Regions from separate parts of the Homo sapiens genome. Here all the other regions are linked to region 1. Evidence: chromatin loops called from intact Hi-C (ENCODE). Cell type or tissue: MCF 10A. All regions are shown on one strand.

The links. A loop is a pair of places that touch in the nucleus more often than their neighbours do. Peaks named below come from ENCODE experiments on the same cell type or tissue, not always from the same donor. Only the 100,000 strongest peaks of a DNase experiment are listed, where the experiment ranks them.
Region 2: a loop joins it to region 1, with 35 times the contacts of the local background. A loop is called at or near these places in 65 of 110 quality-filtered maps.
Region 3: a loop joins it to region 1, with 2.9 times the contacts of the local background. A loop is called at or near these places in 13 of 110 quality-filtered maps.
Region 4: it touches region 1 in a loop (18-fold over the local background); 6 of 110 quality-filtered maps call a loop at or near these places.
Region 5: a loop joins it to region 1, with 15 times the contacts of the local background. A loop is called at or near these places in 88 of 110 quality-filtered maps.
Region 6: a loop joins it to region 1, with 7 times the contacts of the local background. A loop is called at or near these places in 5 of 110 quality-filtered maps.
Region 7: a loop joins it to region 1, with 5 times the contacts of the local background. A loop is called at or near these places in 20 of 110 quality-filtered maps.

Annotation. Positions count from the first base shown.
Region 1 is chr15:49,419,954-49,423,953 of GRCh38, reverse strand. All of the region lies in intron 11 of FAM227B (family with sequence similarity 227 member B), which reads left to right. It overlaps FGF7 (fibroblast growth factor 7), which reads right to left and starts at 712. Exons shown (of 4, transcript NM_002009.4): 1 at 514-712. In MCF 10A, a CTCF peak has its summit at 1,864 (motif pointing right); a DNase peak (open chromatin) is centred at 1,853.
Region 2 is chr15:48,859,962-48,863,961 of GRCh38, reverse strand. The region is part of intron 6 of SHC4 (SHC adaptor protein 4); the gene reads left to right. Among named protein-coding and RNA genes, the nearest start is that of EID1, 16 kb to the left of the region's middle. In MCF 10A, a CTCF peak has its summit at 1,952 (motif pointing left); a DNase peak (open chromatin) is centred at 1,921.
Region 3 is chr15:50,001,538-50,005,537 of GRCh38, reverse strand. It overlaps ATP8B4 (ATPase phospholipid transporting 8B4 (putative)), which reads left to right. Exons shown (of 28, transcript NM_024837.4): 8 at 3,315-3,385. Among named protein-coding and RNA genes, the nearest start is that of ATP8B4, 120 kb to the left of the region's middle. RefSeq lists enhancers at 1,452-1,746, 1,743-1,932. In MCF 10A, a CTCF peak has its summit at 1,587 (motif pointing right); a DNase peak (open chromatin) is centred at 1,657.
Region 4 is chr15:49,368,713-49,372,712 of GRCh38, reverse strand. It overlaps FAM227B (family with sequence similarity 227 member B), which reads left to right. Exons shown (of 16, transcript NM_152647.3): 12 at 1,314-1,411. Among named protein-coding and RNA genes, the nearest start is that of FGF7, 53 kb to the left of the region's middle. RefSeq lists an enhancer at 1-419. In MCF 10A, a CTCF peak has its summit at 1,719 (motif pointing left); no DNase peak of the experiment used is centred here.
Region 5 is chr15:49,233,396-49,237,395 of GRCh38, reverse strand. GALK2 (galactokinase 2) reads right to left here. Exons shown (of 10, transcript NM_002044.4): 4 at 1,455-1,545. Among named protein-coding and RNA genes, the nearest start is that of GALK2, 65 kb to the right of the region's middle. In MCF 10A, a CTCF peak has its summit at 1,640 (motif pointing left); a DNase peak (open chromatin) is centred at 1,615.
Region 6 is chr15:50,314,614-50,318,613 of GRCh38, reverse strand. The region is part of intron 1 of GABPB1 (GA binding protein transcription factor subunit beta 1); the gene reads left to right. Among named protein-coding and RNA genes, the nearest start is that of GABPB1-AS1, 38 kb to the left of the region's middle. In MCF 10A, a CTCF peak has its summit at 2,398 (motif pointing right); a DNase peak (open chromatin) is centred at 2,373.
Region 7 is chr15:50,146,083-50,150,082 of GRCh38, reverse strand. It overlaps a transcript of ATP8B4 not described here. Among named protein-coding and RNA genes, the nearest start is that of ATP8B4, 29 kb to the right of the region's middle. In MCF 10A, a CTCF peak has its summit at 1,527; a DNase peak (open chromatin) is centred at 1,532.

The DNA of each region.
Region 1 (4,000 bases):
TAAGTAGTAGCATTAGAATACAGTATAGGTTATTCTTTGAAGATACATTTAAAACAGCCTTCACAGAGGATGTCAAAATCTTTACCACTTTATGTGTAGATTTATAAAATTTATGCATGAGTAGAGACAAAACAGAATATGACTGTACCATTCATTCCAATTGCTATTTTGTGAGAACCATACTGCACTCAGAACTATTGATTTAAATTAAGTTTTTACAATTACTGCTAACAAAGTGTAACTGCTTTCTCCCTAGACTTCTTTATTATATGCTTTTACATTTGTGGTTAATCAATTATTTTCTCCTGAACTGCCCAGGTTTTTTAAGTTAAATGTCAGGATTGCTCTGGAGAACTTCAACCTTATCTTTATGTTCTACAGCATAATTACTATAGTTACATGGCTCAAAAATCTTGTAACTTTACTTTCCTGCTCAGTACTAAAATCAGAAAAAGAGATAAACTTTTAGAAAACATTCAGCATTGTTTTAAAAGACAAATAACAGTAACTTACTTGTTTTGTTGCTAACAGCTGGATATATAAGAATTCCATGTCTGTTGTCTGCCTGGTGCAACTTGAGCCTTTCTACTGTAGCTACAAACTATTTCTCAGCTGAAAAGTTCTCCAGCAGAATCATAATTGTTTCCATAAATCAACAGGCAGAAGGATTTTCTCTCTGTGTGTGAGCGCGTGTGTGCTTGTGTGTGTGTGTGAGCCTTTTATTCAGGGCTTTTCGATAAATACCTTTGCTGACCTCATTGGAAGCAATTAAAACTTAGCCAGTGAGCTGTTAGTTGAATACAACAGCGAGAATAAAAGGAGGCTTGTATAGTATTCAATGGTCATGAGAGGGAGCTATGAACATGTTTTATGCTTAAATCTACAAGTGGGTACCTACTTTGTAGAAACAGATCTCTGGTTCTGAAGCAGTTAGAAGGGGAAAGGGAATTTTTTAAACCTTCTTTGCAATATAGCAGTTGTATTATACTTGGAAAATTATTCATTTGAACATATATATAGGGTTTTTTAATACTTAGAAAATCTTTTCCATAGCTTTATGATACATGCATTTCTTCAATTACTTCTTTGTGCTCAGAATGTTAGAACAAAACTGGTATGTGTTAACTAACATATGAGTGCCTTAAAGCACTGTGTAGATAAGTTGAATATTATCACATCATACAGAGACAATTCATTGAATATGAATATAAGTACAATTTTTATGTATTATATTCCTAGGCTGAAAGTGAGAAGATCTAGATTCTTATTTGTGTTGGACCACTAATGACCAGTATGACTTCGGGCAAGTTACCTGCTGTTCCAGAGTCTCAGCTGCTACATTTGTAAAATTGGTGTATTGGTCTAATGCCTCTATGGTGCTTTACAATTCTGTGATCTGTGACTTATACTCACTACTAATATAAGGAACAGGGCACCTACTTTTAAAAGCTGTTATTCTTTAAAAAGGAGGAAATGGTTTCACATTGATTATCAGTGTTTGATTTTTGCCTCAATAAGAATATTGGAACAATAAATGTTAATTTAGAGATGGAATTATAATATGTATTGCTAAGGTAAATAAGTGAAAGCTATTTTACTTTCCAGCATGAGTTCTCTCCTTTACTTCCTGTTCTGTTATACATGAAGTAGTGCTCAAGTGTTGTATTAGATTCTTGGTGTAGAATAATTGTGTTGTCTATCTAAATCAGTATTAAGAAAGTATATTAAAATTATCTTTTTCATGTTATATACTCCTCAAAACACACACGCGTGCACGCGCGCGCGCGCGCACACACACACACACACACTCTCTCTCTCTCTCTCTCTCTCTCTATGTGAAATGCACTACTTTACCACCAGGTGGTGCATGTAGACCAAATAGGAAAAGGAAATTAAATCTACTCAACTGGATTATAGTTTATGTGATTTCTCTTTGTATCTGTCCCTTTAGGGAACAGAATGAAGAGCACAGAATAGTTCAGATGTACCCAGTTACTCTTCATATGCCAAATGTTGAATGTTCCACATTTATTAAAGCAGAGGGGGACAGACTCTTTGATCATTGCATCTGTTGAAAGCTAGAAAGCTGAAAACATCCTATCATGTATTCTCTAAAAGGAGGAAGAGAAGGAGGAAAGAAAATATAATGTTATTGTGTTCTGAATCACACTCCGCTAGTTTGGGAGGTAACAATAATGAGCAGGCTCAGAATTCCTAGGACTTAGATATTGCTTCTAAAGAAATAAAAGTTATCAATAGTAAGTTTACAGTGTAAAGATATTCAAGAGCTACTAAATCCATTTGTTCCATACTGAACCTACAGTTTTTAAACCAAGAAATCAGTAAGTGAGAAGTCCACATTTGCTAACTAAGTGCTAAATACTTAAATGAAAGAAATGGATAGTTTGTTAGCAAAGAGTGCTTAGTGCCTCCTTAATATCTGCTACATAGGATTAACTGTAAAATGGGAAACAAAAGAATAAAATTGTGATCTATGAAAGTGCATTAGATGCTATTACACTCTGTAATTTGGAAATATGATCCAAGTAATATTAATGAACAGATTAATATCAACAAGGGAACTGTATCAATGGTTTAAATTCTTTGATTATCATTTTTATTGGAGAATTATTAATTCAGGATGGGCCCACAATTCATTAGGACCACAGCTATAATGGAGAACCAAACTTAGATTTCACTGTGCCCTTATTATGCTTATGCTTCTAAATGAATTCTCCAGGAACTAAGAATAACTTTAGGCAACTGTAGATGGGGTAACCCTCTGGATGTTTTAAGTTATACATTGGCAACCGTTTGTTGCTCTTGTTTTAATAGACCTATAGTGATAGATTAAGCACAGGAATACTTTGAACTATTGTCTTTTTTTTGTTATTTGTAGATTGAATTTTCTTTTTTAACACACCATTGCTGGCTTCAAAGAATTAACTGGCCCAGCATGGTGGCTCACGCCTGTAATCCCAGCACTTTGGGAGGCCGAGGCGGATGGATCACAAAGTCAGGAGATCGAGACCATCCTGGCTAACACAGTGAAACCCCGTCTCTACTAAAAATACAAAAAAATTAGCCGGGCATGGTAGCGGGCGCCTGTAGTCCCAGCTACTCGGGAGGCTGAGGCAGGAAAATGGTGTGAACCTGGGAAGCAGAGCTTGCAGTGAGCAGAGATCGCACAACTGCACTCCAGCCTAGGTGACAAAGCGAGACTCCATCTGAAAAAGAAAAACAAAACTTTGCCTCGTTCATAATCATGTATAATATAATCAGTAGAAGGGAACATAATTAAATATTTTCATTACTTTTCATTCTTACATCTTATTCTGTTCCATATCCTGTCAGTTTTCATTCTTCCCCAAAACATAGATAATTCTTTTTATTAGTTTCTTGTGTATCTTTTCAGAGTTTCGCTATGCTTGTACAGGCAAACTGGATACATATGTTTGTGTGTATATGTATATACACATACATATTATTTTTTACTTTTACCCTTTTTATACAAAAGGTAGCACGTCATATGCATTTTTTTGTATTTTTTTTTAACAGAAAAATCTTCCTATCTCATTATTTAGGAAGCTTCTCACATTTTTGTTTTTGTTATAGCTACAGGGTATTCCACCGAATGGGTATATCACAGTGTATTTGAGCAGCCTCCTATTGAGGAACATTTAATTTTCTTCAGTACTTTTCTATTACCAAAGAAATGCTGTAATGAATAAAGACAAAATATGTCATTTTATACTACGAAAATAAATCTATAGGATCAATTTCCAGAAGTAGACTGCCTGGGACAAAAGGTATTAAAAAAAAGATATTGCCAACTTATCCTCCACAGAGGTTGTGCTAGTTTTATAATCCCACCAGCAGTAGGTAAGAGTACTCATTTATTTCAAAAAATTTATTGTGAAAACATTTGGAGTTTTATTAGTCTGACAAGTGAAAATGCCATTAAATTGTAGTTATCCTTTGCATTTCTCTTCTTATGAGA
Region 2 (4,000 bases), 560 kb after region 1:
AGCCCTAGGGAGTATGTAAACATATCATTCCTTTTTTTAAATAGAAGAAAACACTGGAGGTGAGAAAAATAAGGCGGTTTTCGTAAGATTACCCAGCCATTAAGTGGATGGACAGATTCTACGTCCTGAGCACACAAAAGAACATGGCAAGGCACCAAGAAACATTTGAAAAATAAAAAAGTTTAGCCTCACTAGCAATCAGACACACAAATTATAATTAGACATCATATTTCATCTCCAAATTTCAAACATTGAAAAAAGATAAAATGTGGTTTCGAGTAGTAGTTATTCTTGAACACTGCTGATAAAGAGTTTAGATTCAAACATTTTAAAGAGCAATTTGATCATTTGCATCAAACATCTTAAAAATGTAAATGCCTTTGAACCAGTAGTTTTATTTCTGAGGAAATAATTAGGATACGTACAAAGATTAAGCAATATAGATCATTTTTGTATATTATTTATATCATAAGACAAAATTTAGTATTCATAAGTAGCAAATTAAATAAACTCATAGAATGTACTATGATGCAGCAATTAAAGCTAATAGTAGAAAAATAAGTAATTATATGGGAAAAATATTCACAATGCTGTTAATGCAAAAAACATTATGAAGATTGTGTATAGTATAATCCCAGGTGACTTTTCTGGGTAGATACGCATTATAAGAAGATAGGAAAGACATATGGCAAAATGTTCCTAGTGGTTATTGAGATAACCACTGGATAGTGAAATTTTCTGTAATTTTTATTTCTTCTTGGTGCCTTTTTGTTTTCTAAAACTCTTACAGTGAATATTTATTACATTTATAAAAAGAAAAAATATCCAAAACCTTTGAATAAATGTTTTAAAATAATGAAATCAGAAAGCTGATGTTATAAAATTAACTAGCAAGTTTGTTTCATCCAGGAGAAAATGGCAGACAAGAGAAGCCCAGAGAGTAGGTCTGGGGCTGGGGGTGGGGCTGGCAGGGAGGGGAGGGAGGCAGGCCAGGCCTGCAGGTGCAGAAAAAAACTGCAACTTCTTAGCAGAACCTAGAAAGAAGAGGGCTAAGGATGTCAGGGAGTGGGGGAAGCCACAGGAGACAGTGACTTGCCTAAGGAGTAGTCAGGGGACAGGAGGAAGTCAAGAAATGAGTATTACCTAACAGAGGGGAAGAGCAAGGTTCTTCTGAAGGAGACATCTCAGATGGTCACACACTGAAAAGGAGTTAAGGGGCATGAGGGTGGGAAGATGCTATTTCGCCCAGCAATTAACAGGCCACTGGTCACTCTGGAAAGCTCAATTTTTGTACACCTAGAAAGGCAGGAGCCAGATTGCAGGGATGAGGAGGACAGTATGGTTGACAGGAAGTGGAGATGAGCAGAGGAGACTGGGCTTCATGCTGACAATCCCGAAGCTTCCCACTCTTCCTTTTGCTTGATTCGCTTTTAGCATTAGTGCATTTAAATCAGGGCAGTTCCCACTTTTTCCATCTTGGCTAGGACCCTTTAGTGAACTCTTCATTTTATCAAAGGCCTTTTTTATAGAAAAGGTTAAGTTCCAGTAAGAATGTTTTGAGTTTAGTTAGTGATTAATACACCCTGCTTCTGTAATTGCTGTAAATGAGGAAATCCACATTGTCTTACTCCAAATGTGTGGCAGTCCAGGAATGTTTTAATATTTTCCCTGAATCTAGTCTGTGAATAGGACTGGACTGCTTGGACTACCTGGATATAGGAAGGCCATGCTTCTGGGTCTCTGAAGAAAGTTAAAAAAAAAAAAACCCCAAAACCAGTAAAACCAACTTAAATTAATCCACTTATTTTTATTTATGTTTATAGTTATAAAGTATGCCTACGACTGTCCTGGTGGTATTAATTAGCTATGAACTGAATACTGGCTTGCCTCTTTGAGGTTGTTTCTTCCTAAAGTATGGAGGACTCCCTGCTTTGATCCCATAGCACCATCTGGTGGTTGACCTGAAAAGCTGAACTTTTGAATTTCTGGTTTTCTAAGTATAAAAGGAAAAGACAGAAACAAAACAAAAAAACTGTTTATTAAGAACAAATATAAAAGTAGTAAAGAAGTGTCTGTTATCCTTTAGTAATAGTTGTAATCCTCTTGTTTATGACTACCTAATTCAATAACCAAATAAAAAAGACAGATGAATATGTATCTCAGGTTCTTTTGAATCTTAGTTTAGTACTTGATACCCAGGGCTGGAAGTGTGAGCCCATCCTGCTACAGGTGGGATGAAAAAAATCCAGACTTTCATCTGATTCCAGACATGGGAAGCAAAGCTCAGGCCTTGGTAACAAAGTTACCATATCCCTGAAAAGGCACCCTCTTTTTTGTGACTTGGCTCTTTTTATATATAGTTACTTGTCTTTCTTCTTTCCCTTTAGCTGAAAATTGGGCAATTCTTGGCCAAGCTTTTGGAATTGGTTTTAATCCTGGGAAATGGGCATATTTATATGTGATTCAAGGCCCACCTCTATCCTGTCCCATGACCAACCTAAAAAAGACCATTTCCATAGAGCAACATAGCATGTCTATGAGAGGCAACAATGGAACTGTGAAAGTACATGTGCTCCCTGAAGGTGGTGAGACTGGGCAGAACATCTGCATGAGGTCAGTCTGTTTGTCTGCTGTTGCATCTTGCCTGGAGACAGACAGACACCACTGTTTGTTCTTTTATTTTTGTCCAGTCTTCTCAAGCTGGGTGTGTTGGGGCATGCCTGTAGTCCCAGCTACTTGGGAGGCTGAAGCAGGAGGATCACTTGAGCCCAGGAGTTCAAGTCCAGTCTGAGCAACGTAGTGAGACACCTGTCTCTATAATAAATAAAGTAATATGGTAGTAATAGGCTAATCCAAAGAAAAGCAGAAAATTATGTTGATAGCATCAGCCTATGAACAGGACCCAAACCTCAAAGCATCAGAATCAGAAAAGTTGAGATAAATAAGACATTCTAGAGGTACGCCAGAAGCGTTAGAGGCTGGTTGATGTGTCTGATTGATTCATTCATTTCTGTGTACCCACATGCCGCCCTGTTCCTCAGAGACTTTGAGCTTCCATGACAGAGGAAGAATAGGGTTTCTGTAAAACAAAAAGACTTCAAAGATGACTCAGGACATTGTCTTGGCAGACAAGGACCTTGCCATAAAGTGACTTGTTCAAGGTCACATAAGTAGTGGCATAATTGGAACTTGAACTCAGATCTGAATCTTTTCACGGAGTTCTTTTAAACATCCTATTCTCTCATCGCCCTCACTGGAAGTACAATTTAGCTTTTCTTATTTATTTATTTAGGCTTAAGTATCCTGCTTCTCTCATTATCTTCCTCATCTTCATCTCTCAACATCTCCTCAATCCTAAGAAAAAATAAAATTGCAAAAATTGTTGTTTCCATTTTGATATGACTTTCTATTTTGACTTCATTTTTATTTTTATTTATTATTATTATTTTTATTTTTGAGATGGAGTTTCACTCGTCGCCCAGACTGGAGTGCAATGACGCCATCTTGGCCCACTGCAACCTCTGCCTCCCAGGTTCAAGTGATTTTCCTGTCTCAGCCTCCCAAGTAACTGGGATTACAGGCACCTGCCACCATGCCCAGCCAATTTTTTTGTATTTTTAATAGATACGGGGTTTCACCATGTTGGCCATGAACTCCTGACCTCAAGTGATCCACCTGCCTCAGCCTCCCAAAGTACTGGGATTACAGGCGTGAGCCACTGCACCTGGCCTTGACTTCATTTTTAATTGGACTGGGAATTTACGAGATTAAAAACAAAAGGATTACCTTTTCTTTAAAAAAAAAGTATTTATTTGGTTAGGTTGCTAGCATATTAGTGTTAGGAGATATTTTATCATTTAAGCCATACTTGATATTATGTAAGCTCTCTCTCTCTTTCTTCCTTTCTTTCTTTTTTAGAGACAGGGTCTTGCTATGTTGCCTAGGCTGGGGTGCAGTGGCTATTCACAGGTGTGATCACAGTACACTAGAGCCTGCAACC
Region 3 (4,000 bases), 580 kb before region 1:
CACTCCTGGGCCAGATATGACCTCCTGGGTTCCTCATCCATACAATGGGAATAATACTACTCACTCACAGGGTTGTGAAGAGAGTAAAACGACACAATTATGAGAGAGGGTTTTATAAATCCTTAAAGAATTGTACAGCTTTAGGGTGTTATCATTGCTTTACATTTTACTTTATTCTTTAACTCAACAAATATTTATTATGCCTAATAACCCTATGAGGACAATGTCTTTGGCTCTGAGGACCCAAATATGTTCAGTGCATTCTTTTCAGATTCCTTCTGATGGGAATATTTGTTTTCTGTTGCCCATGGAAGTTGGGGAAGGGGCGTTGTGTTGGAAAACACTGGTTCCTTCATGAAGAACATAGCAGAGCCTCTCCTGGCAGAGCAAGGAGAAAAGGCATGAATAATTCACAAAAGAAAGTAAATATGGGGCATATGATAGGTGGTTCTGATCAGAATTAATGATATCCTGGCCCACTTGTGAGTTTGGATATTCACGCTTTTCCTTTCCTCTTCTTTACTCCTGCTAGTCATTCTGCCTTGGGGACTTCCTTTCACTGCATCTAGAATATTCCATGATGCCCTTCCTCAACTACCAACCCAACGTTGCACTCTCATTTGCACTCCTTTCATAGCACTTTGTTAATGAGGCTCTTAGAAACCTTATATTCTGCCTTTATTAAACTATACAAATCCTTGAAGCAAAGAGATTTTTACTCATTTTGGTATCCCTTGCAGTATATGCCTCATACTGTATGCCCAGATTCAAATCCTGGCTCCTACCCTTACTGTGTAACCTTGAGGAAGTTACAGAAGCCCTCTGGGCCTTACTTTGCTCATCTGTAAAGTGGAGATAACAATAAGACCTGCGTTACAGGATTTCTGTGAATGTTAAATAAAATAGCGCATGTGAAGCTCTTAGGATGGTGCTGGACACATAGTAAACCCTAACTAAATATCAGCTACGTTATTTGGAATCATAAACACCTACACCTGGAACACAAGTTTCTGGATCAACTAGGAATTGGGTCCCCGTAGGATTTACTGGATGAGTCAGCTTGAGGAGGCCTGTTGTGAGACTCAGAGTCCTGGGGAAAGTGGGCCCCAAAATTCATGGGTTGCTCCACTCCTGGCACAGCACTTCTGGCAAACGGGTGACAAGGGATGAGCAGGGCTTTTTCTGCAGCTCTCCTGCCCTTTCCTTTTCAGAATTATGACTGAGGGCACTAGAAAATAGGCCTGCCTGCATGACAATGAGCGCATTGACCGCTTATCCTCCCGGCCCCGCTGGGCCTTCCCTTCGCACTCCCTCCTCAACCACAATGAATTAACGCCTTGAAGGACGAGGTTAACAAAAGGGAACAGCAGGCCTCAGCAGAGGGACAGGGAGAAGGGAGGATGGATGAAGGGAGTGCAGCAAGGCCATCAAGGAGTAGGAAAGCAGGAGGAAGGTTCAGAGAACATCAAAGAAAAAGCTGGTAACTGGGGAGATGGGCGGAGGTGGGGAAGGTAGGCGTCTTGGTCCTGGAGAGTACAGTGAGCAAGAACAGTTAGCCCGGAACCTATGGGGGTCAGCCTGTGGGAAGCTGGGTCACTGCTCAGGAGAGAATCTGACCGCCAGATGGCAGTGGCGCCTCAGTCACATGTTCCTAGCCAGCTGTGTGCAGGGACTCCACCCCTTGTTTACCATGGTGTGAGTGTCAGTGCAGCCCCACCCAGTCTTCAACAGTAACACTGGATTCGAGTTTCAAAGAAAAGCAGCCCTGGGTACAAATAGGCATCTTTCTCTATATTCAATCACAGATTCTTAGGATTAGAGAATTTTGGATTTTGTTTAACATGAGCCTTTTAAGCCCAGGGGAGGAGAGGTGCAGGCCCATAGACTGACTGTTAAGCTCTATTGCTGTTTAGTGCCTTGTGCCTGGTTTTATGCATTGAAATTTGAATGTGGGAAATAAGATCAAGGTGAATTTTCAAAAAAAATTTTTTTTTCCTTTAAAATCAGGATGGGTAGTTTTTGGCCCAAGAGCGGCATCACTTTCTTTATGTGGCTTTCCTCTGTTCACAGTGTGACAAGTCAGAGAATTTCTGCCTCAACAAGCTTCTGTGGCTCTTTGATTCAGAGTTGTGTAAGAGCCTTGCTAATGCAAACCCACTTATTCTTTTAGGGGCCGTCACAGGGTATTTTTCCCCAGCTCTGTTTTATCCCAGTTTAGACAAAACCACACACACACACACACACACACACACACACACACACATGCACACCCTATTTTTGAGTTGCAAATTTAAAAGCTTGAGACAATCAAGAAAGTAAGTTGATTCTAAATTTAACCCCCAAGATTCAAGAACAAAGCAATTCTAATGTTTTTAAAAATAAAGGTAAGAAAATATCACAGATTTGGAATGCCAATCATACATTCAGACATAGCTAGAAAATTGTTAGGCTAATGTCTCAAACTAAATTGCTAAAATTTAAGCCAATTCTTTTTAGACATTCAGACCCTTCAAAATTTTATAAAAACACTTATTTTTAAAATAAGTTTAGAGCTTTGAAATAAAATCAATAAGCACTTTGCCAATTTAGAGAGCTACCAGGATGCTAAAACTGAATTGTGATAGGTGATATGCAAAGCTCAATTGGACATCAGAATAGAACTGTTTATCTCTGAAAAATCCAAACTACTCAGTATCTGATTTTTTCCCACTGCCTTTGACTACATTTTCTCTTCTGTCTTGCTGTTTTCCTTAGTCCCTACTTTATCTTAGCTCTCCTCTTTCTTACTCCCTACCATCTTTTACTTTTTTCTTTCCATCTTTATCTCTTTCTTAACTTCCTTGCCCCTCTTATTTTTATTTTATTTTTTCAGTTTCCTCCATCTATTTCCCTTCTGTCTTTTCCCCATCTCCTTTGCCTGCTCCCTGCTTTTAACTGATGACACTAGGTAATTAAAGTTTGTGCATATATTTCCAATTATTTATTGGAGAGAGTTTTATGTTAGTAATTATCAAAGCAAGAAAATAGAATTTATATGTTTCATTAAAAAAAGGTGAATCAAGTGGCTATTAATTCATATGATAGCTCCTTTCCTTGCTTATGTTGTGATAGTCAAGGGGCATATAAAGGAGGAACAGGGAAGAGGGAGGGTTTGGTTCAGGGCATATGACATAGAGGTAGAACAGGATCTCACTTCTTTTACTCTGTTTCTGAGGCTCTGTTGCCTCTTTAGTAGTCAAGAGGTGATATACTGTAGAAGACTTTCAACCAATCTAACTTCTCAAGTATTCTTTTGTTATGATTTTTGAAAATAGGCTGATTTACTTCTCCTATCAAGTAGTGAGCCACATGGTCTCTGTTATGTTGAAACTGCTGAGCTTGATGGGTAAGTTATTAAAATTAGAATAATTTGGTTGGTTTTTAATTTATTTAAAAGTAATGTCTTTAGAGATAAGACTTAACCTTGTTCAGTATCTTCTTGGGAGACATAGGAGTTTACATTGCAAAGTCCATAGTTAATTACTCTACAGTAATTTTGAAACTGTTTTTTCTCTTAAATTTATTTTCTTGCAGAAACAGTGAGCGAAACTTATATACAGGAATAACTTTACACAGAGAATCTTCAGTAAGATTCCTTAGATTTTTTAAAAAAAGTTTTTGCTTGTTTTGATTTCAAGTGATTTTATAGGGAAAATGAGAGGGGTAGAGATCAAGATTCCTTGAGGAGGGAAGGAAGGACTGATGTTACTTTAAAAGGCAACCTTTTGGAACTGTGTCAAATGAAGACATAGAAAAAGAAGAGAGAAACAGAATATGATGCAGTTTTGATGTTGATATTAATTTAGAATTTAGTTATAGACCATATAGCAGTTCTGTTTCAGAGGATTTAGTTTGTCTGGCATAAAAACATTTATTGAATGCTTACATTTTAATGACACTATGTATTTGTGTTCTTTAGATGGAATTTATCATTTAATCCTGATGTAGGTGCTATGTAATT
Region 4 (4,000 bases), 51 kb after region 1:
ATGTTAAGATACACTTAATACCTAGCTTCTGCTTTTAGGCTGATTGACATACCTGATTAAATCACATGGCTCTCTTTTCCTTTAAGAAGTGGCACGAATCCCTCTGTACCCTCATGCATATTCATGCCAGTTGAAAGGAAAGGTCACCAAGTCTCCTCTTATCTGGGTGTATTGTCAGAATATGGAAAAACAGGACTCTGACAGGCAGAGGCCCAGGTTGCTTATTGCATTTAATTAGAGGGTCATTGCTTTGGACTTAGAAGCAAAAGACCCAATTTATGTCCTCTCCTTCTACTACTTAGTAAATAGTAGCTTAAACAAGTCATAGAACTTGCACTTTAGTCTTCTCAACTGTAAATTATGGAAAATGTTTCTTAGCTCACTGAATGGTTTGCGAGGATGACATAATGTAAATAAATGAATTTTATTTCATTTATTTATAAGTGAATTTTATTTCATTTATTTATAAGTGAATTTTATTTCATTTATTTATAAGTGAATTTTATTTCATTTATTTATAAGTGAATTTTATTTCATTTATTTATAAATGAATTTTATTTCATTTATTTATAAATGAATTTTATTTCATTTATTTATAAATGAATTTTATTTCATTTATTTATAAATGAATTTTATTTCATTGATTTATAAGTGAATTTTATTTCATTGATTTATAAGTGAATTTTATTTCATTGATTTATAAGTGAATTTTATTTCATTTATTTATAAGTGAATTTTATTTCATTTATTTATAAGTGAATTTTATTTCATTTATTTATAAGTGAATTTTATTTCATTATTTATAAGTGAATTTTATTTCATTTATTTATAAGTGAATTTTATTTCATTTATTTATAAGTGAATTTTATTTCATTTATTTATAAGTGAATTTTATTTCATTTATTTATAAGTGAATTTTATTTCATTTATTTATAAGTGAATTTTATTTCATTTATTTATAAGTGAATTTTATTTCATTATTTATTTATAAGTGAATTTTATTTCATTTATTTATAAGTGAATTTTATTTCATTTATTTATTAGTGAATTTTATTTCATTTATTTATAAGTGAATTTTATTTCATTTATTTATAAATGAATATTTACAATAATAATAAAGCCCTATTGAGTAAAAATATGAAATATTTATTTCCTCTTTGGGACAAGTTGTAACAATGTCTTAACACTCTTTATCCATGTTTGCCTTTCTCCATGTTTAGGGTGCATTGTTAAAAGGCGAAAGAGGTATCATGCTTTTTCTGTGAAGGAAAAAAATACCAGAATTTTAAAAAGTATTTTATTTTCTGTTTTAGGTATCGACTTCAATATTATAAAGATTCTGAACAACCCAAGAGCATATACGTTGCCCATATCCAAGGAAGAATCAAGATTATCAAGACTAGCAACAAAGGTTTGGAGTATAATAATTATGAAAAAATTTCTTACTTGTTTAATTTGCAATATATTTGCAATTGACTGTGCTGTACATAGGCAATGCTGGTTACTACATTCTTACCATATATTTTGGAAAAGAATTTAATGGTCAAAAGAGATTTGTTTGAGGTTTAATCTTAATATTAAAAAGTTTTATTTTCTTCTGAAAATATCCCCATTTCTAATGAAAAATATCATAATATTTATCTTTTTTCCTCACAACATGTCTTGTCACTGTTTCTCCTTTGGTTGACATACAAAGGCTCCATCTGGTGTTTGCACATGAATATGATCTTAATAAGCAGCAAAGCTGCAGGCAAAACTTCAAAGGAGTATCAACAATAGTTGACCTGTCCTTACTTCTTAAGCCATGGTCCTAGAATAATTGACCACATGTAGATACTGTTACTCTTGAGTCTTGAATGCTTAGTTTCTCGACATTCTTGAAGGTGCCTTGCAGGTAGAGATTTCATGTACTCACCACCATGTGTTGCCTTAGCCAAAATTTGATGAGATTATTGACCTGAAATTCTGAATTTGATATCTTAATTTGTTAGACAATTAGATTTTAAGTTGGTTACAGTCTTTATTGTTAAAATTTTGTCTACATCATCTTATCCAGTCTGATAAGATAATTTATTTAAAATTAAAAATTATGCCTATATAAAAACCACTTTCTGAAAGTCAGTATTTATGTTTTTCCCGGTATTTAATAACCCAAGTTTAATAAAATATCTTCCTACTTTATTCTGACCTTCACAGTGAGGCTAAGGATGGTTTGCAGGCACTTCAGATATTAACTGGTGATGTATAGAAGTCAATTTTGAATCAATGACAATGTCACTCCATTTCCTTTGGGGCAATATTGCCAGATTTAGAAATCAGAGATAAGTAATAAAAATTGTATATCTGGTCTTCAGCAAACACTAAAAATGGTCTCTCGTACTTTGTTTAGTAGCTAACACATGGGTTTGTAACAGATTAAACAACCTTTTTCAGAGGATGCTGCTAACAGATAGAAATTGGAAATACATCTTTAGTAGTATAGCACATTGCTGCATTTTTTGCCCTGTCCCATTGTACTAGTCAGCTTGGACTGCCAGAACAAAATACCATGGACTGGGTAGCTTAAACAACAGAAATTCATTTCTCATAGTTCTGGAGTATGGGAAATCCAAGATCAAGGAGCCAGCCAATTTGGTTTTCTGGTGAAGGCTCTCTTCCTGCCTTGCAGATGGCCTCTTCCTTGTTGTGTCCTCATATGGCAGAGAGAGTGAGCTCTGGTCTCTTCTTCTTCTTATAAAGACTCCAATTCCATCATTGACAACCTCATCTAAACCTAATTATGAAGAGCTCTGAAATCATATTGCTTCAGCAATGGCCAAACTATTTATAAGTATTTCTTCTGGAAGGAAAAGACTCTGAAGGCCATAATAACTGTTTTCAAATATGTAGAGAGCTACTGTAGGAAAGCAGAATTAGAGTTTTTCTGTATGGCTCAAAAAAAGTATAAGTTTTGCCAATAAATAAGTGAAAGATACAGGGATATAGATTTCAGCTCAAGATGAAAAATTTTCCAGGCACCGAAGTTGTCCACATGCTAAATGGGTGCCTGTGGGTTTCTAGTCCCTGAAAGTGACACTGGGTATGAGCATTGGCAGAACACATATTCAAGCCTCAAAAATCAATGTTTAGCTTTTTACTTATTGTAGCAATTATCCTTTAATAAATTTTCTGAGAAATTAGGTACCCAAATCACCCCTTGGACTTTCTATTTCATCCTTTATGATCATTCTTAAGTTTATGGAGTTGCTTGATTCTTTGAATTTAGGCTAGGTTGACTTGACAATAAAAGTCTTGTTTCATGGAATCTTAAAGTGCTCTGACAAATTTCTGCTATTATCTTTCATGGGATGAATGGAAACATTAGGGTTTCTGCTCATTGGTTTGGCTATTTGGAATGTCCCTAGCAAGAGGTTTTTGGTCAACTTGCGACATTCTGCTTTAAAAACCAAAACACCAGGCCGGGTGCAGTGGCTCACGCCTGTAATCCCAGCACTTTGGGAGGCCGAGGTGGGCGGATCTCGAGGTCAGGAGATCAAAACCATCCTGGCTAACACGGTGATACCCCGTCTCTACTAAAAATAAAAAAATTAGCCAGGCGTGGTGGTGGACGCCTGTAGTCCCAGCTACTCGGAAGGCTGAGGCAGGAGAATGGCGTGAACCCGGGAGGCAGAGCTTGCAGTGAGCCAAGATCACGCTACTGCACTCCAGAGCGAGACTCCGTCTCAAAAAAATAAAAACAAACAAACAAACAAAAACAAAACAAAAACAACACCACGGGATTGCATTTAATACCTATTTGCCTCTTACCTGGCTGAAGTACTCTTAAAAACCATGAACTCTTATAGAGGAAAAAGGGCTGCAAACTGTGATTTTCTTAACTTAATAACTGATAACTGCAGAAAAATAACAGAAATGTCTATTTCTAGAATTTTAGTAAGATAGAATGTTTATCTTATAGTACCCAAGAAAGAAACAGGAAGAGTGTTGCAAAACAACTATC
Region 5 (4,000 bases), 190 kb after region 1:
GGGTATATGCCACATTCTGTAATAGCTCTATGCCAAAAGGATAACATGTTCAATGTAATATAAGTGAATTATTCTCTGAAACTTTCTAGTATTTGAATTTGAAAGTTTCTGAACAGGCTAGCATTTAAATTACCTTTCTGCCAAAAGTTCATTGTATAAGTTTGCTTTTGCACATAAATTGTCAAACCAAACAGGAAGGCTTTAAAACCTGAAATGCTCAAAAATAACACAAAGCAACATGCATTATTTAGGCCACTTTACCCATATGCTGCAAAAAGGCATGTTGTTACAAGGAAGATTAAAATTGCATTTGCCAGGCAAATGCTTCCAAATACTGTAATTCCCACTAATGCATATGATAAGCCAGATGATTTGAAGATTTAAAACCTGCCAATAACTTTTCCTGTAAGTTATTACCATGTGTCTGAGAGAAAGGAAAACACAAAAGAAAGAAAGAAATGAATTCATTAACTTTAAGAACAAAAACCACCACTGTTACAGTATAGGACTACACATTAGAAATAAATTTGATGTATTTCTGTAATGGATGTGCCACTAAGTCCTAGCTGCTCATTACAAAGTTTCAGATAGGACTGCCAGGCAGTAAGGAACACAAGCTCTCTAAAACATGGGTCAGTTTGTTTGTTTACTTTTAGCTCACAAAGGCAAAATTTACTTCTTATTGTCCTACTATGATTCTATGCAAGTCACTACATCTAAAATAATTATTGCAATATAAAAGTGGCTCTAAAAACAGCAAATATCAATTTTCTTTTGGTCCTTGATACTTTTTCAATTATGAGAGTGAAAACATTTTATTTTCTTGTTCTTGTATGTAACATTAGAGATTTTCAAAGTAATTATTCAATGTTTCTTGGAAAATACTTATACTAATACATTTCATTATATCTTTTTTTAATCCCATCTGAAGTAGCAATAACAATACTAGCTACCATTTATTAAATGGCTACCATCAAGCTTTATGTAATTCTTTTAACAACTCTTTGTCAGGATAGCAATGACATCATTTTATGGATAAATCTGAGACTTAAGAGGTTAAATTACCACAGCTGAGAAGAGCCCAGATTCAAACCTGGGCTGACTCTAAATCCTATTACAGTATACCCCTATACATCCCAAGTATAAATGTAAATAATAGTATTAAAACATATCCTCAAAAGTATGTTTAAACAAAGATTTTAAAACCAGACAGATGTTTGTCAGATGCACCTATTTATGAACAGCCAGCTGTATAAAAACCACTACTGCCCCCTGTGAACACCACCCCAAAACAGTCATATCTTCCCCACTCTCTGAAACACAAACTAGCAAAATAGAACAGAAGCATCGGTTAGTACTGTAAGGAGATGAAAAAGATGTAGTAAATAAAATAAATCTGACAGAATACACATGATAATCTCAACTGGTAGTAAGTGCCTTATAAACCAATTTACCTGAATTCCTTTAAGTCCACATAAGAAATAGTTGTGCCACAAAGGCTTGGTTTTATCAATCTGGATGTTATTAGCACTAGTACTGAAGTCCCTGCGAAGACAAAAGACACCATTAATTTAAAATCTGTAGGCCTTGAGCTGCAAAATCAATGGATGACTGCTGCCATCTTGTGCCAACACAGCGATACTGACTCTCCTTTACCTTTTATGTTCAAACTGTGTGTCTACAGCAAAACATCTCCAGCTGCTAAGAGTTAAGAGAGGAAGTTGCAGTGGCCTTAGTGACTAAACTACCTCCAACTGACCCTTTTTATTTCCTGAAACACAGAGGAAACAATATATTTCAGAGTAATCTACAACTATTTTCTCTTTCATGTTGGTCCTTGTTAAACTGGTGTAAACCACATGAATGCTTATCCTCTGGGCCTGCTGTTTGGCACACCCCCAAACTGAAACAAGAGTACTCAAAGCCATCTCTGCCACCCATCCAATTTTACCATCTGCACAATTTAAGAAAAAAAAACAAATAAACAAAATGATGATTTTGATGCATAATCAATTTAACAAAATAAGATTCCATGAGTCTATACTAATGTAAGTTAACAAATGAATACAAAGCTAAATGAAGAGGAAAGAAAAACTCTTTATTATGGTAAAATGCTAACTAATAGATATAGAAGGAATGATGTGAATAGAAAAGTCACTACATGGTAAACTGTATGATAATTTGTTTCAGGAAACAATCATCAATGGACTGTTAAACTTAATAAACTGGCTAAACTGGGCTAAACTTAGTAAAAATGTGATGAGAAGCAAGATATTTACAGTATTTCCCCACCAGACACTTATGAACTACAATGGAAAAACATAGTATCTGGGCCAGGCGCAGCAGCTCACACCTCTAATCTCAGCACTTTGGGAGGCCAAGGCAGGCGGATCACAAGTTCAGGAGTTCGAGACAAGCCTGGCCAATATGGTGAAACCCTGTCTCTACTAAAAACACAAAAATTATCTGGGTGTGGTGGTGGGAGCCTGTAGTCCCAGCTACTCAGGAGGCTGAGGCAGAAGAATCGCTTGAACCCGGGAGGTAGAGGTTGCAGTGAGCTGAGATCGTGCCACTGCACCCCAGCCTGGGCGACAGAGCAAGATTCCGTCTCAAAAAAAAAAAAAAGTATCTGATATGGTTTGGCTGTGTCCCCACTCAAATCTCATCTTGAATTGTAGCTCCCATAATTCTCACACGTTGTGGGAGGGACCTGATGGTAGGTAACTGAATCATGGGGGGTGGATCTTTCTTGTGCTTTTGTCATGATAGTGAATAAGTCTCATGGGATCCGCTGGTTTTACAAAGGGGAGTTCCCCTGCACATGCTCTCTTTGCCCGCTGCCATGTAAGATGTGACTTTGCTCCTCATTTGCTTTCTGCCATGATTGTGAGGCTTCCCCCGCCATATGGAACTGTGAGTCAATTAAACCTCTTTCCTTTATAATTACCCAGCCTAGGGTTTTTCTCTATTAACAGCATGAAATATAGCATCTTTATGGTAGAAAGATCTGACAGATGCCACCTTAATCAAATGATCAAAATTAACACCACCAGTAAAGGGATGTTTTGTGCCTCCTTGATACAATATACTAAGCATACATCCATGGAATGTGGGATTTCCTTATGCTATTCTTGTGTCTTCTTTGAAAGTCAAAAAAAATACTTCAAAATGAAAAATAGGCAGATAAATAAATAGGCTCCTAAAATCAGCCGAAGGACAATGTATGTGAAATGGGAGAATCAATTAAAGAGGAGGAAATGAAGCAAAATTCCCCATATTGACTGAGTGCTCTAATATAACTGACTAAATATCTACTATATGCCAATCATTGTAATAGATGCCTTCCATGGATTATTTTAACTCAATAACATGGATACATTATCTCTTTTAAAATATATTAAGTGGCTAACCACTTAAGCATACAAAGCATGCATGGGAATATAAAGGTAAAAGGCAGAAGGCTTGCCTTTTAAAAGTTCACAATCTAGCCAAGATGACATGAACATAAATAACTACCAAACAGTAATGGCACGTGATAATAATACTGGGTGGCATACGTGGCTGAGAGAGTATTATTTCTAAAAGTCCGCATTTGATAGAGAGAGGACGTCTTCCTGGAGGCTCAAAGAGGTTTAGCTGCTTTCCAAAAATGCGTAGTCTGACTTCAGCTCATCAGAATTTTACTCTACTGTCACTCACAGAAGTTGAAAATATGTTGCTCACCATCAACAAGAGGTCACACAATTTGAAAGCAGATACAGTTATGTTAGCATATCTGACAGGTTCTATTCCTAGTTAAAAGGACATCTTGAAAGTCACTAAGAAAAGAAAAACAGAAAGAGATTTTGAGAGGGGAATATGAACAGAGGGGGTAGGCAGGTATGAGGAGAAAAAGAGGAGGATAGTTGCACATATGTAGGAAGCTACATGAGCAACGTTCCAGAAAGAACTGTGATATAATTTGGATTTGCATCCCTGCCCAAATCTCATGCCAAGTTGT
Region 6 (4,000 bases), 890 kb before region 1:
CTTCACCATCATTTTGGGTACTCTCTCCTATTCTATGTTGGATCTTTATTTCCTGAAGCCCTTGATTATTCTTTCTAGTTTACTTTTGGTTTTGGTGGAACACGTCATCTAGTGGTTTTCTGAAAAAGGGGTATATGGGAGATACATATATGGATATAATATTTGAAAATATCATTTATTTTAAAAATAAAGGGGAAAAAAACTCCATTAGGTAAAATGGGCATGGAGGAAAAAATCCAAATATACCAGAGTTCATGTGATGATTTTTCGTTTCAAAGGAATTACACTGGGAGACACTAAACTTAAATCCTTGGAGGACATGCCCTTTATATCCCAGCAGATTCCTAGTGTTCTTCAACTTAGAACACAGGAAGAATTGAGAATAAGGGTCTGATTTTAAGATCAAAACTAGTGTTCTTTGGTAAATCTTTTTACTTTTTACTTGCTTCCTCTGCAAAGTGGAGACAATAATGATCTTGTTAAGGCCCTTTAGATAAAATGAGACAATGTAGATAAAGAGCAAGATGCTAGGGACTGTTTTTATTATTATTGAAATTGTTTTCTTATGAGACTGTAGGCAACTAAATTTGGAATATTTTCATACACGTACACATGATTATAGTATGCTAAATTTTACTTGGAGTCATATTTTACATACTTTTACTATGAAAAATGCTTTCAATAACTAATTTTTTTTTTTTTTTTGATACGGAGTCTTGCTCTGTCGCCCAGGCTGGAGTGCGGTGGCGCGATCTCGGCTCACTGCAAGCTCCGCCTCCCGGGTTCGCGCCATTCTCCTGCCTCAGCCTCCCGAGTAGCTGGGACTGCAGGCACCCATCACCACGCTCAGCTAATTTTTTGTATTTTCAGTAGAGACGGGGTTTCACCATGTTAGCCAGGATGGTGTCAATCTCCTGACCTCGTGATCCACCCGCCTCGGCCTCCCAAAGTGCTGGGATTACAGGCGTGAGCCACCGCGCCCAGCCTCAATATCTAATGTGGTGCATTAAAGGCTTTATTAAGCTTATCTGTAACCTAATTTTGAAAAAAAGCTTTTAAATAAAAGTTTTAATATTATATTAGTAATATATGCTTGCTATAAAAAAATTAAAACTTAGAAAAAAGTAGAAAAAAGGGAAAATTCATAGTTTTCATTACAATGGTGTATTGTTTCCAAGTGGTTTTTTTTTTTCTTTCTTTTTTTTTTTTGAGACGGAGTTTTGCTCTTGTTGCCCAGGCTGGAGTGCAATGGCAGAATCTCGGCTCACTGCAACCTCTGCCTCCCGGGTTCAAGCGATTCTCTGCCTCAGCCTCCGGAGTAGCTGGGATTACAGGCGTCAGCCACCACACCCAGCTAATTCTTTTAATTTTTTTATTTTTAGTAAAGGTGGGATTTCACTGTGTTGGCGAGGCTGGTCTTGAACTCCTGACCTCAGGTGATCCACCTGCCTCGGCCTCCCAAAGTGCTGGGATTACAGGCATGAGCCACTACACTCGGCTCCAAGTGTTTTTCTATTAAGATCATGGTATATATACAACTTAGAGTCCTGATTCTTAAACTGTTACATACTGTTTGTAAATATTTTCAAATGAATATATATAGTATTATTTTAAAAATATTTTTATCTTTTAGAGATCTGTACTGAAATATTAGAGATAATATTATATAATGTCTAACACTTGATTGAAAACAATGGGTGGAGTTGGGAAATGAGTCAGCCATTAATTGATAATATTAAACTAAATGGCTATGTGGGAGTTTATTATATGACTGTCTAGTTTATATATACTACAAATTGTTCATAATGTAAAAGAAATAAATCACTACAGTATTCCATTATGACATATCTTAATTTCTTTAATCATTGTTTGTGGTTGTTTTTTTCCTTATTTTAAATAACATTAGTATTGATATATTTAGATTTTTGAATAGTTTCCTTATGATGGGTTTATTTGAGTAGAATTACTAGGTCAAAGAGTATGAACATTTTAAAGACTGGGTGTGTGTAGGGATGTGTGTGTAATACAAAATTGGAGTGGAGAAAATCTTTAGGAGATTTATATTGGATTTATAATTGTACTCATTGAGCATAAGAATTATATAGCAAGTTTATTTTAAATTTTTAATGTGAGTAAAGGCTTATTAAATATAATAGGTGTAAACATTTTAAAAATTCATATTCTTATTTAAGAGTGCTAGTAACCATTCACGTGGAACTAGTACTTTATGCTTTTATAGAGTTTTCCTGTCTAGTACATGCCATAATCCTCACAACAACTCTATAAGCTGTAAATTACGGAAATTCAAAACAAAATAGACTAAGCTTTAACATGTAATTATTGGTAGTAATTCCTGTTACCACTAGATGGCCATCTTGGCATGTACTTTGAGCAAAAGTAGCTAGTTTGTATAATAGATTTATTATTAACATACATTTTAATTGGAGTAAAGAACTTATTTGCCACAGCAGAAAAGCAATATATTTTTGTTGTTAAACTAAATGATTTTTTAAAAATCTAGCACTTTATGTCTGAGGATTTTTGTTTGTTTTTGAGACAGTCTTGCTCTGTTGCCCAGGCTGGAGTGCAGTGGAGCAATCTTGGCTCACTACAGCCTCTGCCTCCTGGGTTCAGGGATTCTCCTGCTTCAGCCACCTGAGTAGCTGGGACCACACCCAGCTAATTTTTGTATTTTTTAGCAGAGATGGGCGGGGTTTCACCATGTTGGCTAGGCTGGTCTCAAACTCCTGGCCTCAAGTGATCTTCCCTTCTCGGCCTCCCAAAGTGCTAGGATTACAGGCTTGAGTCACTGCACCCGTCCAGAATTTTAATATATAGATATTGAACTGAGTAAATTAGTGACTTGACCTGGAGCTATGCTCCCCTTGGTCAATGTAGTTGTCTTATTACAACTGAGTTCTTCTAAGGGTCAAAAACTACGATGAGTGTGTGTGGTCCCTGTCAGGTGAGAATCAGAAGTGAAAATGCTACGATTTTGTTTTCATTATTTAAAACTTTACTAATTATCTTGACAAGAAAATCAGAGGACCTTTGATTTTTGTCTTGCTTGATCTCATGTGTATTTTCTTCCATTGATTTCAATCTTATTAGCCCCATTGCCACCTTTTTATGATAAATATTTTGTATTGCCCCTTCCGCTAACTTTAAATGAAAATCATAGTTGCTGGGTGCAGTGGCTCATGCCTATAGTCCCAGCACTTTGGGAGGCTGCAGTAGGCAGATTGCTTGAGCACAGGAGTTCAAGACCAGCCTGGGCAACATGGCAAAAACCCATTTCTACAAAAAATACAAAAATCAGCCGGGTTTAGTGGTGTACTCTTGTAGTTGCAGCTACTCGGGAGACTGAGGCGGGAGGATCGGTTGAGCCTGGGAGGTCGAGGCTGTGGTGAACTATGATCTCACCGCTGTACTCCAGCCTGGGCTACAGAGAGAGACTCTATCTCAAAAGAAAAGAAAGAAAATCATAGTTAATGTTACTGATCTGCATAATTTCAAAAAAATCATGTTTTGATTATAATATAAAGGATAATTTGAAAATAAGCAATTTATAATAAATTGTGTATTAAAATATGTAAATACTTGAGCACACTACATTAGATGTCACAGTGAGGTAGTAAAATACTTATACCAGCACATAAAATCACTGTGAATGTGATAGCTGGACAAGCTGATTGATACGTGATATTGGTGATGCAGATGCCAAAGTGGCATTGACATGATTTCCAAAATGGTAAACAACTCTTAGTAAATTTCTGAACAAAACAAAATAGATTTATAGTATGGCTGCATTCTAGAATATTTGGAATACATTAACACTGTGGAAAAATACGTTTTGTTTACATGTTATATTCCAGCCGTAGATATATTTTCAATGGAATCTTTGAAAATTATCTAGAACATGTGACAATTCTTTGTCCTACAGGATTATTCCCTCCTTTGCTGGACCTCTAGTATCCATGGCACTTGCCCATTAAATGCT
Region 7 (4,000 bases), 730 kb before region 1:
GTCACCCAGACTGGAGTGCAGTGGCGTGATCTTGGCTCACTGCAACCTCCACCTCCCGGGTTCAAGCGATTCTCCTGCCTCAGCCTCCTGAGTAGCTGGGATTACAGGCACCCTCCACCACACCTGGCTAATTTTTGTGTTTTTAGTAGAGACAGCGTTTTGCCATGTTGGCCAGGCTGGTCTCAAACTCCTGACCTCAGGTGATCCGCCTACCTTGGCCTCTGAAAGTTCTGGGATTACAGGCATGAGCCACTGTGCCCGGCCAACTATGAAATTTTCTTAATTTTTCTCTTAAAAGCCTTTGTCTTCCTTTACTGCCCTGAATACACACATAGTTTACTATGGCATGTGCTTTCCCACTGCAATGCCTTATTCCCAAATACATATCATTTATTTTTAGAGAGTCTTTCTTTGCTATTTAGGTTGATAAATGCCTCTATTAGAATTTCATTCTAATGAAGTAGTTTTTCATTAGATTCACTTCTCTTTTGAGCATATTATCATCATTATCATTATTATTATTGTGGTTATTTCTCTAAAGAGCTCCTCTCTGCAGTTGTTTCCTACCACCTCAGTGGACTCTGTGATGATCAAAGAGATCTGCTTCAAGGCTTAGTGCACATACACATATTATCCCCTCCCATGCTTGCCTTTTGTTTCCTTATAAACTGTTTAACCAGGAAAACAGGTCTGACTGATTTGAAGAGGAAGAGAGGTCAGCAGTCTATCACCAGATCAGACTCTACCAGTGATACTAGGATCTCCTTTCTAACTTCTGGCCTATAGCTTACTCTCTCTTGTCTTCTGTGTTTTATGCTTATGACATGACTCAGATAATATACAGGGACATACTGGGCACTACGGCAGACCTAGCCAATCAATCATGGCATTATCTTAGGCTGAGCCTAATCATGTGTCAGAATTGTTCTTAACACAATGTTCTCAACTGCCACCACCACATTCACATTTAACCCCTGAGATTAGTTCTGCTTATCATCTCTGTAGTATTGATTCATAGATGAACAAGAGAATCACCTGGGAAGCTTTAAAAATAGCATGATGTATTGTTATTTTTAAAAGGGATACTTATCTTTTTGAGATACATACTAAGTACTTATGGATGAAATGATGTTGAACCATTTGAGAGATAGTTGTAGACAATATAACATTTTATTCCTAAATACTTTCAGTACGTATCACTTAAAACAAGAGAATTTTGTAATCTAACTACAACAGAATTATAACACTTGGGAAACTTGAAGTCGATACAATTTTATTATCTAATATTACATTTAATATTATTATCTAATATGAATTCTTATTCAGTTTTCGAATTACTTCAATAATATCTGTGTTAGCCTGTTTTGTGCTGCTATTACAGAGTACCTTAGACTGGGTAATTTATAAAGAACAGAAATTTATTTTTTCATAGTTTTGGAGGCTAGAAAGTCCAAGATCCTTTGCATTAGCAGGTTTGGTTATCTGGTGAAGGCTGTAGCCTCCAAGAAAAGGAATGCTGTGTCCTCACGTGGCAGAAGGTGGAATGGCAAGGAATGCATACTGCATGAAGCCTCTTTTGTAAGGGCCTTAATCCCATTCATGAGGGAGGAGCTCTCATGGCCTAATCCCCTTTTAAAGGCCCCACCTCTTAATACTGTCATATTGGCAACACCTACATTTTGGAGGGGACACATTCAACCCATTGCAATGTCTTATAGCTTTTTTTTTGTAAACCATCCAAAAGCCAATCTAGATTACAGATTGCATTTAATATTAAATATAATTATTTATGTCTTTTATGTTTCCTTTAATCAAGAGCAGTTCCCCAGCTTTTCCTTGGTCTTTAATTGACATTAACATTTTTGGAGTCCAGGCCAGTATTTTGTTGAATGTTCTTTAACTTGGGTTTATGTGATGTTTCCTCATGATTAGATTCAGGTTTTGCAGTTTGGCAGGAACACTAAAGAAGTGGTGTTCTGTCCTTCTCAGTGTGTCAGACCAGGAGGCATCTGCTGCCTGATTGTCCCATTATTGCTCGTATTAAGTTGGATCACTTAGTAGAAATGCTAACTGCTAGATGCATTGGAAAGATATAGTTCTTCTTTGTAATTAATATGTATTGCATGGAGTTATACTTTTAGATTGTATAAATATTCTTTTACGCCCCAATTTCCCACTGAATGATTTTGGCACTCTTTGATGATCCTTGCCTGAATCTATTATTTCTATGGTGGTTCTGAGAGGGTGATTTTCTGTTTCTATCATTCCTTCCACATGCATTCATTGGCATCTTTTCTTTTTCTTTTTTTCCTCCTTTAAAGGTTGGGTATAGACTCAGCAATTTTCAAAAAATTCAATGTTATATATTCTTTTGTGTCATTGATCTTGGTTGGCTCCTGTGTCTTTTGGCAGGTCCCGATCAGCTTTTGAGCATGTTCTGATGTTCTGAAACAAAAGATGTTCCAGGATCACCTTGTGCTTCCCTTGACCCAGCCCTGGAATCAACCATTTCTCCGTGGGATCCTGCTTTTGTCTTTTGACTATGGTGTTTAGACATGGAAGCCAGGGTGCAGGTATACTCCTTCTGCAGGAGGGTTATTGCTTCTAGGCTCTTTCAATGGACAAAATAGGAAGTATATACTTTTTTTTTTTTTTTTTTTTTGGAGACAGTGTCTCTTTCTCTCTGTCACCCAGGATGGAGTGCAGTGGTGTGATCTCTGTTCACTGCAACCTCCGCCTCCCCAGTTCAAGCGATTCTCATGCCTCAGCCTCCTGAGTAGCTGGGATTACAGGCATGCAGCACCACACCCGACTAATTCTTGTAATTGTAGTAGAGGCAGGGTTTTACCATGTTGCCCAGGCTGGTCTTGAACTCCTGACCTCAGGTGATCTGCCCACCTTGACCTCCCCAAGTGCTGGGATTACAGGCGTGAGCCACCGTGCCTGGCTAATACATAGTTTTAAAGACCTCGAATTTGTACTGATACCTCTAACTTCGTAACCCAACACCAAAGAGTTTGCGTCTTCTTCCTTTACTCCATATCTCTTTTAAAAAACAAAAAACAACCCTCCCATAATGGGAAAACTGGTTCCCAGTGAGACAGCCAAGTGGGAAGAGGATCCCTGGAAAAACTCCAACTGGCTTGTGCACTGGGAAGAGTGCACACTGGGGTGGAGACACAGAAGTTCACAACATTTGCAGAAGGGTTCCTCTTCCTGTGTGGAACCTGGGATTCAAGGCTCCTCCTCTTCCTGTGTGGAACTTGTGGGTGGGAAGTTCTCTAGCAGGGACTCTGGCCTTAGGAGGATCCCTGTTTCCCCTTTTTTCCCTTTTACCCAATACAACCCTGCTTTACTCACGCTTCAAACCATCTATGAGCCTAAATGTTGGTGACCATGGGACGGAAAAGGACCCTGTCTTTAGCTGAACTAAGGAAAAGTCCTGCAACACCAGCAAGATCAATATGTTTATCTATTTGAAATTCTAAAACACACGCAAAGTAGTTTCAGAATTACTACATCAATACCACTACCAAAGACAAACTTACCTTACCAGGTAAAGTTCAAGGCTTTCTTAATTATTATCCTTAGAATATTCCCTGAGGGTGGCCAGTTAGAATTTCACATTCACAAGTTACTTGGAATAATTATTTTTCTTGTTCTGAATAATTACATTTTTTATATGATACATGCTTAGGTTGATTTGTTTCTGTTTCTGTTCAACTTAACAGTCCTCCCAGCCTGGTGACTAAATTTTATATTTGAAAATGTAGGCCGGGCGTGGTGGCTCATGCCTGTAATCCCGGCACTTTGGGAGGCCAAGGCAGGTGAATCACGAGGTCAGAGTTCAAGACCAGCCTGGCCAAGATGGTGAAACCCCGTCTCTACTAAAAACACAAAAAATTAGCTGGGCACGGTGGCAGACGCCTGTAATCCCAGCTACTCGGGATGCTGAGGTAGGTGAACCACTTGAACTCAGAGGGCAGAGGTTGCAGTGACC